2 separate regions of the Homo sapiens genome follow, and region 2 is linked to region 1. The links are chromatin contacts, found by Hi-C or POLR2A ChIA-PET in ENCODE. All regions are on one chromosome and are shown on one strand. Each heading gives the region's core, a stretch centred on a gene start or an enhancer-like site at or near the end of the contact. The rest is flanking DNA. Distances are from core to core; before and after follow the strand shown.

Region 1 (2,700 bases), core at 152-2,651:
ATATCCAGGTATAAATCTCCAAGTTTAATTTTCACTGCTTAACAAAAGCGATGTAGAAAGCAATTACTGTACCCTCCATTAATCCTTTCGGATTGCATGGAATTCCTTCCAGAAAATTCCAATAGAAAAAAAGTTAAGACAGGTAATCGCGTTTTGGTACGTGTGTCGTCTCTGGCACAAGTCATGTAGAGTGAAATCCTTTAAGACATTTAAATGTTCCTGGTATTGTTTTGTGATTAACGTGATAAAATTGCCAAACAATCCATATTTACCATGAGTGAAAACACTTCCACCACGTACGGAAAATCTCTCCAAAACACAAAATCTGATTCAAAAATTATAAGTAAAAAGAGAATAAATGTAAAAACAATTCCATAAACAAACTTTGAAATGCGTATACGATGACATTACTGAAGCCATTACTCAAAACGAACCTCTGTAAAATCGAGAACGCACAATCAATGCAATAAAATGCTCGAGAAAGCCAAACCCGAGGCGCTGCGCAGTTCCCGCATCGCACAATTCGTTTCAACACATTCCTTGACGAATACACCCAAGGTCACTCACGATGGAGAGGAAAAGTGCCTGTCTCTCTCCAGAGCACGCAACCCGTTCGCCGCGCCCCCACGGAGGGCGGCGAAGAGACGGCGCATCAGGAAAGGGGCTGCGCGGGCGCGAGGACTGGCCGGTGGGCGTTCCGGCGCCGCGAACCGCGGAGCCTGCAACTTACAAGGTCCGCGGCCATCCCCCGGGCCTGGGAGGGGTGGCCCCAGGGCAGGCCCGCGTCCCCGGGGTGACCCGACCCGTCGCGCCGGGGTCCCGCCCCTCCCCCCGCCCCGCCCCCGTCGCCGGCCCGGGATTATGCAACGTTCCCCCTCCCCGCCTGCATTCTGGCGCAGCGCCCCCTCCCCGCGCCCGACTGCGCAGCGCCGCCGCCCCCTGCCCGCCGGCCTCCCCGCCCGGCTCCAAACAAAGCGCGCGCTAAGGGGCCGGCGGCGGCCGGGGAACTGGGGACGAGAGGGTGGCGGCCATGTTGGCGGGGGGCGGCGGGGATGGGGGCACGGAGGAGTAGGGGCCGGCGAACAAAGGAGCGCGCGCCCGCCCCGAGGCCCAGGCCCGCCCAGCCCGGGTCCCCGCCGCGGCCCAGCCGGCAGGGGGCGCTATGCGGGCGCCGCCCGCTGGACAATGCTCCGCCGGGCCCCGCGCGGGCCGCGCTCACCTGCGCCCCCGGGCAGACCGCCGCACCGCTGGCCCGCCCGCAGCCCGCACTCCCTCACGACCCACGCCCGCCCTGCGCGGGCCTCACCTGCTGACCGCCGAGGCTGCAGTCCACAGGCCCACGGGTTCCGCCGTCGCTCGTTCGCGCTCCCGCCGGCCCCAGCCTGAGCCAGACGGCGCCTCCCCGCCCCCGCTCCCTCGCCGCGGACGCCGCCCGCCCCCCAACAGTCAGGGCGCACGCGCACTGCGCCCGCCGAACTGCGACGGCCGCGCCGCCCCGGCGCCTGGCGCCGACGGCCGACTGCGCAGGCGCAGTGGGGCGGGGCGGGGCCGGCGAGGGCGGGGCCTGGCCCCTCTCACCTGGCTGGCGGCAGGGCGGGGCTCGAGCCCGGGACTGCCAGGTGCGCGCCGGGAATGGGCGGCGGCAGGCGCGCGGGGCACAGGTTCCTGAGGGGGCGCAGCTTTTCCTGGAAGGCAGGCAGCCTGAGAAGGGCTTCGTTTTTGCGCAGTAGGACGTTGAAGAAAGGACAAGCCCCCTTTGTCCTGGACGTAAGCCGCAAGTCGTCCTGAGTGGTGCACACCGCGAAGACTGAGGAAACTGGATCACAGGGCTGGGCCGTGAGCCTTGAACCTCGGAGAACGTCGCATTACTGCTCCAGCGCGCCGGTTCAGGGCCGCGGGACGCGAGCCCTTTAAAAGGATGGATTTGCTTCCTGTGACTCCCTGGAAGAGACGTCTTCACCACCGCACTGCGTAGAGGCCGGCGTCGTCGCCGGCTCACCCCGCTTGCTGCCTCCCCGCACAAAGCCCAGCCCAGGTAGCTCAGGTTAGCTGGAGCCCCGGAGCCTCACCTACAAGTACCTGGCCTGTCCTAGGTTGTGTGGGGACGGGATGTGGCTTCTGCAAGCCCAGAAACCTGTTTCCACTCCCCCACCACAAATGGAACTCACCCAGCTCTACTCGCAAGGTTAGGAGCCAAAAATTCCCATGATCGCACGCGAATTCATTTGACTTCCGTTTCAGTTAAGATGCCTTTTCAGCATTTTGTTGCTTGTTTGCAGAAGGGAGAGAGGTAGGATCAAGAATAGTTTTTACTCCTGCAGAGTCGAGTGCGAGACTTGGAGGCTGAGTCCAGGCGCTCTCCCCTCCCCGCCAGTCCCGTGTCCTGGAGCAGGTCACTGACCTGGTTCCTCGAGTGCGACAGCGCAGCCTCATCGTAATAAACCGCCTCCCAAAGCGTTGTCAGATCAAATTCCAGAACATGTTACTGGAAAGCACCTTGAACACTCTAAACTGCAGCACAGTTATTAGTTAGCAATACTCTTTGGGGTTTCACTGGCACCTTTTCTAACAAATAAGATTGATAGATGCCTGCTCAAACAAATTGAAGTGCTTGTCTCAGATGACACACTTGGCAGGCATGGGACGTTCACAGGCCAACTAGAGAGCTAATTTCAAAACTGAGATATAAAAGTGTATCGC
Region 2 (2,700 bases), core at 120-2,619, 130 kb after region 1:
GAGCACTGAGGTTGTTGGCAACTGTGGAAGCATTTTGGAAACAAATAATAAAAAAAACATAATAAACACTTTTGTTTACATGTCCTAGCTTTATGGAATCTGAAGAAGACAAAGGACCCACTCACATGTTGGGCACTTGCTTTAAAACCTTACTCTTGGCTGGGCGCGGTGGCTCATGCCTGTAATCCCAGCACTTTGGAAGGTCGAGGCAGGCGGATCACTAGGTCAGGAGATCAAGACCATCCTGGCTAACACAGTGAAAACCCGTCTCTACTAAAAATACAAAAAATTAGCCGGGCGTGGTGGTGGGCGCCTGTAGTCCCAGCTACTCGGGAGGCTGAGGCAGGAGAATGGCGTGAACCCAGGAGGCGGAGCTTGCAGTGAGCCGAGATCGCACCACTGCACTCCAGCCTGGGCAACAGAGCAAGACTCTGTCTCAAAAACAAAACAAAACAAACAAACAAACAAAACCTTACTCTTTAGTAGTCGGCTTCATGGGCTGACAGCTGCACTGTTTCTCAGGGCCCAGCCCTCAGAAGGCCCATGCTTGGCTTAATACTCTGCTATCACCATCTTGAAATTCTTAATAATTTTGAACAAGGGGCCCCCACATTTTCATTTTGCACTCAGTCACGAATTATGTAGCTAGTCCTGCTCTTTAACCAGGAGCCAGAGATACGGTCTCCAAAAGGAACATACCTATTTACTAAGTGAAAGAAGCTAATTTGGAAAGGCTATATGGTTCCAACCCTCTAACATTCTGGAAAAGGCAAAACTATGGAGACAGTAAAAAAAAAGATTAGAGATGAATCAGTCAAGCATAGAGGATTTTTAAGACAGTGAAGCTAGTCTGTGGGATACCGCAGTGGTGGACACATCATTATACATTTGTCCAAGCCCACAGAATGTACAATGCCAAGAGTGAACCCCGGTGTCAACCACGGATTTGGGTGATGATGTGTCAGTGTAGGTTCATCAATGGTAACAGATGGACCACTCTGTGGGGGATGTTGACAATGGGAGAGGCTGTGTGTCTATAGGGCAGGGGAGATATGGGAATGCTCTGTATTTTCTGCTCCTTTTTGCTGTGAACCTGAAACTGCTCTAAAAAAATAAAGTTTACTATAAACAAAAAGAACAATGCACCAATGAGGATCTGGGAATGACAACGTGAGGGTTGTTGTGCAAATGGTCAAATCCGACACCTACAGGGTGAGAACCGGGAGAAGGAGGGCAGAGATCCAGCATCAGGACACGCCTGACCCCAGTTCTGCAGGCTGTGGGGATAATAGAGCTGTCTGCTTTGACGGGGCCAGACCTTGCAGTCCAGTAACCATGCAGGCTGTCCCGACGCCCGTGTCTGCCAAATCTCACTTTTTCCCGGCAACAGGCCAGGTCATACCAGCCGAGAGACTTTTCCGGGAGGCTGAAGGCACACCTTCCTTGTGAAGAATGCTGAGCAGTTGTAGAGTTTGTTTCTTTTAAACACGAAATTGCTGAGGATAAACATGAAATGTTTTATTTATTTAAAAAAATGTTTTTCCTTGTTGCGGTTCCTATTTTTCCTTGTTGTGGTTCCTATTACCCAAAGGATTGGGTTTGCTTTTTTTTTTTTTTTTTTTTGCTGGCATTTCAGGGAACTCTCATTTACAAGCAAAACTCATGCTTTAAGTTTTAGAACAAATCCAGACAGACTGCCATTGGGGTTTACCGGTCTTTAAAAACCAGTGATTTATTTAATGTTGTTGATGAAAACCTAGCTTCCAAAATGTTTTCTTGTGAGATGATTGCTTGGTCTTAGTTTCTAGAAGGCTGAGTTTCTCCACCACTCAATCATGTGCAATGACCTCACCCTTTCATCTGCCCAGGAAGGGAAACCGACTCCAGTGTCCATAGAGACAAGCAAGGGAGTCTGGCTCTCATTTCCTGACTTGCAGAGAATCCGGCTGGCTGCCCCTGGTTTCAGTGGGACTGCTCAAAGCTGAGAGCTCAATTTCAGCAGGAAATGCAGAATCAGCATTAAGAAAGCCAATGTTTCCCAAATTCCAATCAGACAGTGAGTTTCAAATGCTGTATAGTCATGCAGTAGTTTTTGAATAGAAAGCAAGCAAGCATTAAGACAGCAGAAAAGACTATTTTCCAATCTATGAGGTTTGTGTTGCCAAAGGGAGAGAGAGTGCAAGGTTATTCTGGTAACTTAGGAAGTATAAGTGACTGAAGATAACCATTTGTGCATGCTGAGGGGCTTGGTCTGTACAATCCAGCAGGCAAGCATGCTTTCATTGTGTTATCCAGACACTTGAGGCTAAAAAACATGTAGGCCAGGCGCAGTGGCTCACGCCTGTAATCCCAGCACTTTGGGAGGCCGAGGCAGGTGGATCACCTGAGGTCAGGAGTTTGAGACCAGACTGGCCAACATGGTGAAACCCTGTCTCTAACAAAAATACAAAAATTAGCTGGGTGTGGTGGTGGGCGCCTGTAATCCTAGTTACTTGGGAGGCTGAGGCAGGAGAATCGCTGAACCCGGGAGGCAGGAGAATTGCTGAACCCGGGAGGCAGAGGTTGCAGTGAGCTGAGATGGCGCCACTGCACTCCAGCCTGGGCGACAAGAGCAAGATTCTGTCTCAAAACAAAACAAACAAACAAACAAAATCCAACCTTGACTTCTCAGTACCTTGCGTTGTAATCCTGCACAGACTG

Evidence for each region. Hi-C counts contacts between places; a loop is a spot of excess contacts on that map. ChIA-PET counts read pairs that join two places held with the same protein, here RNA polymerase II (POLR2A). Pooled maps may share reads with other maps.
Region 2: a loop to region 1 is called in a map of endothelial cell of umbilical vein, with 7 times the contacts of the local background. The contact joins the enhancer-like site here to the promoter of SPIN1 in region 1. A Hi-C loop is called at or near these places in 4 of 168 maps with a recorded cell type or tissue (aorta, cardiac septum, endothelial cell of umbilical vein and 1 more) and 9 of 50 pooled maps. POLR2A ChIA-PET finds 5 or more read pairs at or near these places in 1 of 52 experiments (MCF 10A).

What each region holds. Positions count from the first base shown.
Region 1 is chr9:88,387,145-88,389,844 of GRCh38, reverse strand. SPIN1 (spindlin 1) reads right to left here and starts at 1,401. Exons shown (of 6, transcript NM_006717.3): 1 at 1,307-1,401. It overlaps LOC124902204 (a long non-coding RNA gene), which reads left to right and starts at 646. Exons shown (of 2, transcript XR_007061652.1): 1 at 646-733; 2 at 1,728-2,700. RefSeq lists a silencer at 749-1,648 and an enhancer at 1,726-2,585.
Region 2 is chr9:88,257,445-88,260,144 of GRCh38, reverse strand. No RefSeq gene overlaps it. Among named protein-coding and RNA genes, the nearest start is that of SPATA31C2, 120 kb to the right of the region's middle. Within about 2 kb of position 1,369, at least 7 of the 41 ENCODE cell types and tissues checked have a DNase peak (open chromatin) inside an H3K27ac peak, as active enhancers do; they include endothelial cell of umbilical vein, where a contact is called at or near this core.